Linked DNA regions of Mus musculus: all the other regions are linked to region 1. Evidence: chromatin loops called from intact Hi-C (ENCODE). Cell type or tissue: left cerebral cortex. All regions are shown on one strand. Links, peaks and the distances in the headings refer to the core of each region. The heading gives the core; the rest is flanking DNA.

What was found. A loop is a pair of places that touch in the nucleus more often than their neighbours do. Peaks named below come from ENCODE experiments on the same cell type or tissue, not always from the same donor. Only the 100,000 strongest peaks of a DNase experiment are listed, where the experiment ranks them.
Region 2: it touches region 1 in a loop (2.4-fold over the local background); 13 of 42 quality-filtered maps call a loop at or near these places.
Region 3: it touches region 1 in a loop (2.4-fold over the local background); 2 of 42 quality-filtered maps call a loop at or near these places.

What each region holds. Positions count from the first base shown.
Region 1 is chr11:6,897,966-6,901,128 of GRCm38, forward strand. No RefSeq gene overlaps it. Among named protein-coding and RNA genes, the nearest start is that of Adcy1, 160 kb to the right of the region's middle. In left cerebral cortex, for the core only: a CTCF peak has its summit at 1,583; a DNase peak (open chromatin) is centred at 1,555; H3K27ac peaks cover 2,025 bases.
Region 2 is chr11:7,139,092-7,142,254 of GRCm38, forward strand. Adcy1 (adenylate cyclase 1) reads left to right here. Exons shown (of 20, transcript NM_009622.2): 8 at 1-98. Among named protein-coding and RNA genes, the nearest start is that of Ccdc201, 48 kb to the right of the region's middle. In left cerebral cortex, for the core only: a CTCF peak has its summit at 1,636 (motif pointing left); a DNase peak (open chromatin) is centred at 1,609.
Region 3 is chr11:6,653,545-6,656,707 of GRCm38, forward strand. It overlaps the pseudogene Gm11978. Among named protein-coding and RNA genes, the nearest start is that of Ramp3, 3.4 kb to the right of the region's middle. In left cerebral cortex, for the core only: a CTCF peak has its summit at 1,527 (motif pointing right); a DNase peak (open chromatin) is centred at 1,558.

The DNA.
Region 1 (3,163 bases), core at 419-2,918:
GATCCTGAGCATGGAAGGTGACTGATGCAATGGAGAATCTTCAGTGGGGTCCTGGGACATGAAAGGACACTAGGTAAAAGTCTGTACTGCTACCTGGCACTCTAAACCCTGGATACATGTTGCCCTGCGGCACACTCTTGCAAGAAGTGGAAGCCAGTGTCACGCACCACTCAACACATATGTGTCTATTTCATGCAGTATCATAAGGACAAAGTGAGTGATGCCTGGTCAGGGGCCTAAGGGATGTTAGCATGTCCTTCTTTCCTCATTTGGAAGTGTGGTCACTGAAGTCCTCTCAAGCTCTGCTTGGCTGTGGAGAGACTACCCTGCTCATCAGGGTGGGTGGGGAGAGCAGGTTTGTACCGAACAACTAGACATAAATGAATGTTCTGGAGCAGGAGACTCATGTGAGAGCTCTCTGCTCTGCACTTAAGAATGGCCCTCCTAAAACACAGGTGGAGTTCAGGAGTGATGTGGGCATGTGGCAAGTTTCCCTTGCAATCAGAGGGAATAACAGTTGTGTATTGATTACAGACACATCTGGACATGCCTGCATCCATGGTGCTCAATGATATTCTTGGCTGGCTGGGGGCCAAGGACATTGCCTACAGCTAGACAGTGAGACACAAGGAGGTAGTGGAGCAGCAGCATGGGGTCGTAAGTCAACAGTGAGCAACACACCCCAGATAATGGGGCCTGGTTAAATCTATCCAAAAGAAAAATGTCTGTTTTAGTCTTTAATCATTTACAGTTATTGGAAAGGAGAACTCCTCCATTACCTTCACTCTGAAAAGTATCTTAGCCAACTCTTTGTTAACTCTGTTGGGTCAATTTTCGAGTCAATGTTTCCTGTTCACCCTGAACCACCGGGATGAAATGCTATCACCTCCAGACACCAATTCAGAAAAAGTAGAAGGTTCTCCTGGAGCTGCTTTCCTAGAGACACAATGTAGCTTCTCAGGATGCAGCATCAGCACCAGGTCCCTGGGGAAGGGAAGGCTTCCGATTAGAGAGCACTAAGTGCCTCTCATCACAGACGGTGTCAGCTACAAGACACAAAGCATCAAGAGCAAGGTGAAGGGGAACCACTGAGTGAGGCCTGATCTTGTCTTTAAAGCCCACTATGGAAGAGCAGACACACGCCTTTTCTACAGACTGGACTGACAGAATGGCCCCATCGGTTTCTATGTGGTGGGTGATGTGCATTTATCCCTTCAGGATCAATGTAGGAGGAGACCACCTGTGTCACTGGGGACAAGCTGTTTGTGTCTTGGGTGGATCTGGGAGTGTATCAAGAATCTCTGTAGAAATCAGTAAACACTGGTGATATGCCTAGAGTGCCCAACTGCTTCCAGCCCACGAAGCCACCACCTTCTGCTCTCCTGTTGTTCTTTGCCTCCACCCCACCCTCAGGACACCTTCCCTTCCAAGACCTAGGGTGCCGGCTCCCCATCTCTTCAGATCAGGACCAGAATAGCTTTCAGCTCCAGATGGCTGGTACACTTGGCCCAGCCTTCCTCCACCCTTCGCCAATCCTTGTAGCTTCCAAGCAGCACTGAGAAGCTGCCTGTGAAGGAAGATGAGCCCCCTAGCGCCTCCCAGCAAAGCCAGTATTTCAGATAACCATCTGCTCCCGACCGGACCCTTTATCGCTTTTTGTCTGACGTGAGGAGAAAGAGGATAAAACTAGTCTTCCTTGTTTAAAAACAGTGAGAGGACCAGGCTTGGGGAGGGAACCTGGGGCACACAGACAGTCACGTGCTTCTGGGCGTTTCTTCCTCTGGCTTTACAAACATTCCTTGATTGTCTTTGCATGTATGTGATCTAACAGGAGCTCAGAGCTTTTAGACATGCGCCTGGGGACTGGAACCTGGCATTTCCTGATGGCAGGTTCCAGTGCCAATTTTATTCTGTGCATGATGCTCCTCTCTGTACAGAAGAGACCCTGATAGGGAAGGGCAGTGCTAGAGTGTGAACACAGCAAGAAAGAGGTTAACCCCAAGGTCGGTTGAGAATGGCAACCTCTGGGTTTGCAACGTTGGCAACGGAACCCATGGTGTCTCACGTGGGAGGCCAGTGCCCTAACACGGAGCTATAGCCCAGCTCCAAGGAGGTGAAAGTTTAGCCTATGGCGTGGAAAGGCGGAGACTTAGAAAAATGACTAATATGAAATTAGGTCCTTAGGGTGAATTTATAAAGAGAAGGCAGGAGGCCACACAGACAGGTGTGCTCTTGACCTGATGTGATTGATGAAGCTTGAACCATATTTAGATTTTTCAGCCTCTGAAGCTGAGCTAAATGAACTTCTTAATAAAAATGGTCTGCCGCAGACACATCGTTAGAGTAATGGCAAGCGGATGAATGCAGGGCAGAAACAAGAGAAGAGAAAGGTATTTTGCTCTTAAGTAAGATGTTTAGAAGGAACCACCCAAGTCTGTGGGAACAAGGAAACTGTCTCACAAGCCGAGCATCTATAAAGCTCACCTCGCCAAAGATCAGGGTATTTCCCCAGAGCTAGCTGAGCGCACAAATGAATTTTCATACGGCGTAAGCATCAAAGGCTATGCCCGCAGCTCACCAGGATTCCACTAAGCAACGCAAACATTTCAAGTCTCAGTAAATACAAAGACATTGCTGCCGCCGCCTTGCATCTGATCTCCTGCAGTGGTTTGCATGTGCAATCAGCCGTCCATCCGGCATTTTCAATTCTCATTTCCCTTGGTACAAATTTCCTGCTGTAAAATTGTCAAGAGAGTCAGAAAGCAAGGAGAGGTGCGGTTAGACATTCAGGATGCGTGCACACCTCTGGGCAGAGTGGCCCTGGTTCTGGAGGGCCTGGGAACACATTCTGAGGGTAAAAGGACAGCAAGGGGAGTCAAGGAGGGGCTAGAACTCTGAGCCAGTGACTTCCCTGACACACTAAGCTGTGCTGCAAGTTCCCTGTTGGGACTGGTTAAACACAGCGGTGTCTTGGAAAGACCTTTGGTGAGACCTTTGCAATCCAGACTGTGTCTGTTTTGTCTGCCTGGGCCTCACAAAACCGTTGTGGGTAGATGGGGCCACCAAAAGCCTTTCCAGGGCATTTGGCTGGACTTCAAAATCGTAAGTAGTGGAGTGAGCTGAGTGCTGGAGTTTCAGACAATTACCATGACCTAAGCGGGAG
Region 2 (3,163 bases), core at 399-2,898, 240 kb after region 1:
CTGTGTGCTATCTGCTGGTGCAGCTCATGCACTGCCGGAAAATGTTCAAGGCTGAGATCCCCTTCTCCAACGTGATGACCTGCGAGGATGACGACAAGGTAGAGAAGGCTGAGGTGCCGCTCGGCTGGAGCACTCGCTGCTGCTGCCACTGCTGCTGCACACGGCTTTATATTGCGTTGTATTTTGTGTTTATCTAGGTCTAAGCTCACATTCCCCGCTTTCTTCTTTTATTTTTCCTGGAAAGCCTATTATGTGGCTATTGGAGTTCTTGAGCTGACACAAGATCCACCCCCGCCCCCCCACCTCTTTCCTTCTGTTTTCTGCAAAGGGTTTCTCAACTCTACCATCTAACATTTCTATACAACATTTCAAAATTCTTAAACATTCCAGGCAGTCTTTGTTTTTTTATGAATAATTCCCTTATGGAGTTGTATTCCCATGTCAGAAACCACAGGCTTGCCTGGAAACTCACTATGTAGCTGAGGATGGACCTAGAACTTCTGACTCTCCTCCTCTACCTCCCAGGTGTGGGGATTACAAATGTGCACCATCACATCTGGTTTTATTTCACGCAGGGGATTGAACCCAGGGATTCATAAATATGCCAGTCACAATAACCCCTGTTTTGTCTGCTCGCTGGGATTATTTCTAACTTTATGATATTTGTGGGTGGGTATGCATACACTTGCCTGTGTCCTATGGGATGCGCGTGGAAGTCAGAGGACAGCTTGCAGGAGTTGGTTTTCTCCTTCTACTCTGTGGGTTCTGGGGCCCAAACTCAGTCATCAAACCTGGCGGCAGACATCTTCCCCTGCTGAGCCATCTCGCTGGCCCAAGATTTTTATTTAATTTTGATTTTAATGTATATGTGGTGTGCATTGTTTGTGTGTGTGTGTGTGTGTGTGTGTGTGTGTGTGTGTGTGTGTGTACACAGGCAAATGGAGGCTGAAGGTTGATGTTGGGCATCTTCAATTGTTCTCCACGTTATTCTTGGAAGCAGGGTCTTCCAATGGAACCCAGAGCTCGCCCAGACTGCCAGTCTAACTAGTCAACTGACTCAAAGCATCCGCTGTCCCTGCTTGGCTGCCGCGCCCACCTGGCTTTGACTTGGTTGTGGGAGCTGCGTTCCTGTCCTTACTCTTGCTTTACCTGGCAGCTGCTTTAGCCACTAAGCTTGCTCCTTGGCCCTCTCACTGAGATTTTTTAAGAGATAGTTTCTTGTCCCAGAAACATCTGTTTCCTTTGAGCAGCTTGCTTTTGTTTTACCTTTTACCTTGCCTGTCATCATCTGTAATCCCACAGATGCCCAGAGCCTTTTCTGCGTTGTTTTTGATGCAGGGGACAGCAAAACTGGCAGCAAATGCTGAGCCAGGGACGAGGCTCCAGTGTGGTGGTCCGTCTCCCACACCAGGGCTTTCTGTCTCGGATGAGTCAGGCAGTCACTTGTGGGTCTTCAGATCTTCTGGGCATGTGGTGGTGGTGGTGTCTAGGGCTTCACTTCAGCCACACATGGTCAGTGACTGGGATTTCCCTTCTGGGGAAGGAAGGCCCTACATTGTTTCTTACTGGAGGCATACCAAAGAGCATGGGGTGCACTTTAGGGCTCTAATGCCCCCTTGTGGATGCTCTTGACCACAGCCACTGAATCCACTAGTATTTGAGCCTGAAGTGGGGCTCCCCATCTCCCTCTCTGTGTAGCCCTTTGAGGTTACACTGGCTTTACCTGGTGTCTGTTGGTTCCACCCTACTTCCTTTCCCACCACTGCTTTCTCTGACATCACCGATTTTATACCATTTAGAGAAACTTCCTGGTATAGTTAGAGGTATTTTTCAGGACAAAGCAAGGTTCTGTTGCCTCTTGCTAATGGTGGTTCCTTGTCACAAGGATCTGTGGCATATGGGAGTTCCTCTTTGCTAGAACTTTATCTGATAATATTTAAGGACTTCATTCATGGTGGATCGGGTCAGGAAGAATTAGTCTTTATGTGTGCCAGGCAGCTGGAGGCTGCATTATTAAAAGCTTGGCTTCTGTCACAGGTAGTAGGAAGTTTAGCCTTAGTCATGTAGATAGCAGACATTCACATAGGCATACACAGACACCCCCCCCCCCATACACACACACACACACACACACACACACACACACACACACCATGATGGTGTCAGGAGATCTGGTGTTCATTGCCTTAGTAAGAATCTTCCTTCCTTAACCTCTCATCAGCTTCAGTGTCTGCTGGGTTCTTCATCCCATACCCTGTCCTGGAGACGTGTGCTCACCCAGAGCAATCTTAGCAGGAATCCTGCTCACTTACCCAGAATGCTTCTGACTTCTGATGTCTACCCTGAGTAGATGTCCATAGAGCCCTCCTTTCTCCTTGACTGTACATCCCCAGCTGCTGGGCCACATCCAAGAGCCTGTTTGCATGGCCCCTGCCCTTCCTGCAAGGTCTTGAATGAAGCCTGTTCCACTGTGTTCTACAAAGTGTCACTGAAATGATGTCCTTTTAATAATTTAATAAAGGAATTTATAGATAATTTCTTTTCCCAAGCTCTAGCCATGGACTGAGCCCCCAGGCAGTGCCTCTTCCACACGCTTGCAGTTTCTTCTCCAGGCCTTGCAGCTGCTGCTGTTAGTACCTCTTGGATGAATCCCGTCAGTGTAACCCAGGCCCCCAAACACGTTTACAGCCGTTCTCTTTTGGCCTTTGGATACTTTCCTGCCCACGAAGGTATTTGTTATGGATGACATCTCTAAATAAAAAAAAAGCACCAGAAAAGCAAATGAAAAACATTTGTCATCCTCCCCACCCCCATAAAGGCATGATACTGTGACCCTCTCTGTGTCCTAAGTGTGGGGGACTGGGTATGCTTGAAGGAACTTCATTATGTTGTAGAAGCAGTTTGTCTGACTGTTTCTCCTTCTCTTGCCCCGATGTATCATGCAGTTGTCCTTGTGTCACTGACAAGTTGAGCTTTCAGACTGCATAGACTTCTAACTGAGGAGAGACTCCTTATATGGATGGCATCGCTATCCGGGGCTTTTCTGTTTTTATTAGCTGAAGAAGGCCATGGTACTTTTGTTGGTGTGAGTACGTTTTAATTCCTGGGCATGCTGTAAAATGTGTCTGGTGTGTCTTGGCTTTGCTCAAGAGGATGTGCCACT
Region 3 (3,163 bases), core at 399-2,898, 240 kb before region 1:
AAAAGATACCAAGAAGCTTTAGGGGACCTGCAACAGATTCAATAAGAAAGATCCTCTTTGAGGCCTGTCATTGCTGAAAGCATGATGAGAAGAGACTCATCAAGCAGCAAGCTGAAGACTCATATGTGACAGAATCCTCACAAAGAGCAGACTGCTCAGCAGAAACCTTACAGGAAGGGAGTGGGGTGATGCATTCCTTCCATGCATGCATGCATGAATGCATCCATCCATCCATCTGTGTATCCATCTATGCATCCATGCATCCATTCATGCATCCATCCATCTGTGTATCCATGCATGCATGCATGTATGCATCCATCCATCCATCCATCCATCCATCCATCCATCCATCCATCCGTGTATCCATCTATGCATCCATCTATCTATCTATCTATCTATCTATCTATCTATCTATCTATCTATCTATCTATCTGTTGAAGAGTCTCATGAGGTAGCCTTAGATGGCCTGGGAGGGGGAGGGGGTGTGACACTAAGCAGAATAATGTTGCTCTCAAAGAACCAGAGACCAGACTAATGTTTCCTAGAGTGGCTGGGTAATGGGTGTGTGTGCACATGGATGGCAGAGATCTAGTTTGCTTCTCTGTGGCTGTGATAAACACCATGACTAACAGCCACACGGCCGGGAGCGGGGAGGGGAAGGAGAGGGAGGGCTTATTTCATTTTACAAGATTACAGTCCACCATCAAGAGAAGCCAAGGCAGAAGCTCAGGCAGGGGCATGAGGCAGAAACCACGGAGGAACACTGCTCAGTGCCTTGATTCTTATGTAACCGAGGCACACCTGTCCAGGGGTGGCGTCAGTCACAGTGTGCTGGGCTCTTCCACACCAATCAGCAAGACAATGCTCCACGGACAAGTCCACAGACCAGTCTGATGGAGGCAGCTCAGTCCCTCAGCCAAGAGTCCCTCTTCCCTGGCGTGTCCAGGTTCTGACATTTATGAAACTATGAGGGACAGGAAGGATAAGCTTTCTAATGCTCTACTACAATTTTAAGGGATGCTTATTTTATAGGCATGAGTATTTTGCCTGCATGTACATGCCTGGTGCTTGCAGAGGTCAAAAGAGGGTGTCGGATCCCCTGGAACTGCATCTGGTGGGTGCTGGGAACAAACCCACCTCCTCTGCAAGAGCAGCCAGAACTCTTAACCACTGAGCCATCTCTCCAGTCTCTTCAAAATGTTTTACAGCATAGAATTACTGTGATTGACAGTGATTTAAAATGAATATTTTAATGTAGTCAGTAGAGTGGGTTGTAAAGGTTCTCAACAGAAAGAAAGGCTGTCTGTCTGAGACAATAGGCCAGTTTCCCTGACTTGGTCATTATGCATTGTATTGAAGAGCCTCATTGGACCTTATAAATATGTATTATTACTATGTGTTAATTAAAATACATTTTAAAAAGAAGACAGAATTGGATAGTGAGTTGTAGGCTGGGTCAGAAACATTCCTTTATGTAATTCTCCCTTCTGCAAGTATGTTAAGTCTACCTCATCTACCACAGACTGAGTTACTTAAATGTTATTCCAGCAGGGGGCGCCAAATCATCAGGAATGCCTCTGAGGCAGTCTCGTTGGATGGGAGAAGAAACTAATCTCTGATGCTTCTTGAGTGTGTGTGTGTGTGTGTGTGTGTGTGTGTGTATGTGTGATAGGTCTGGTTAGTATATCTGTGTGTGATTTGTGTATGTGTCTCATATGTGTGTGGTTGTGTGTATCATGTGTAAATGTGTATGTGTATTGTATATGTGTGTACATATGTGCGTGCTGTATGTGCAACGTGCATATGTATGTGTGCACACGTGCTCGTGCACACATTGCATGCACATGTGCCTCTGTGTGCAGCTATGTGGCAGAAGTGTCCAGTTCAGGGAGAGGGCCAGGCAAGATACTGTGCATTTCTGTCAGGTGGAAATGGGGTGCTATCTGATCACAATGTCCTCTTAGAAGCCGATCGTGGAGGAGAACTCCTTAAACATTTAAGAGGAAGAGTAATTGGCTGGCCACAGTGCCTTGAATTGGGAAGTTGGTCTAAAGGCTGGTGAACGATGTCGGGGTAAGAGAACCCTAGAGCACAAGATGCAGGCTCAAGACGGCTCAGCCTGACGAGTCTGAGAATATAGATGCGTGCACACATGTGTGGGAGGAGTGGCCATTCCCGTTGTAGATGGAAAAACAGCAAAGATCAACAGCAACCTTGGCAACCTCACTGGTGGGCTGAGAGGTGTACGAGGGATGCAGTAGCTATTGTGGGGCCTCCTGACCCACGGTGGCTCCAGGAGTTCCAAGGCTCATCAATTAATATGCTCTTGTCCTCAGAGTGATGGCCCCAGCAGATGGCCAGCATTTCTGACATTTACAGAGCTCCAGCTCACGGACATTCTGACTTTAGGCACCAGCCGAGTGGTCTCGCTCCAGCCCCATGCTTCACTTCCTCAGGTCCTGTTCTGCCAGGACAACCCATCTTCATCTCTAGTGTGTTCATCACCTCACCTGCCGAAAACCCTAGGGCAGGGGAATTCGTCCTGCTCTAGTGTGTGGGGCAGGTTTGGTTGGCATTGCTCAAGCCCTATCCTCAACCATGTTCCTGTCGGGTCTGGACCATCAGGTAAGCTCTCTACCCTAGGGATGCCGTACACAGCTTGGGTTTTCCCCCAAGCCAGCCCTACCGAGTGCTGAGCAAGGAAATGAGTGCTCCATGTTATTAATCACTTACTGCCGCTGAGCCTGAGGGTCACAGCCATCAGAGACGGATGCCTGCTTCAGGCCAGGAGTCAGGATCTTGTGGAAGAGCAATGGGAGTCTGTGACAGCCATGAGTCCCTTGTCATGTCCTCAGAGGCTTCTCCACAGTGACTGCTATCTCCGAGAGGGAATTCTGTCTCTCAGCCCTGTATCCCTATGGTCACAGGATCTCTGTGGTGGACAGACTGTCAAAGGCAGCTTGGCTCTGACCAGCCCTGGCTCACACTGTCCTGCTTGACACCGCTGGGGTCCCAGGGGTCAGTCAGTCATTATGTAGAATAGAGAGCAGGATCTGGACAGGTCTGGAGAGAGGAGCCGTGACTCCGAGTGAAGGAGACAGTTCTGTACCATGCCACATGTGCAGCCTAGCCAGGGCCCGGGGGCCCGGGAGGGAGGGGGATG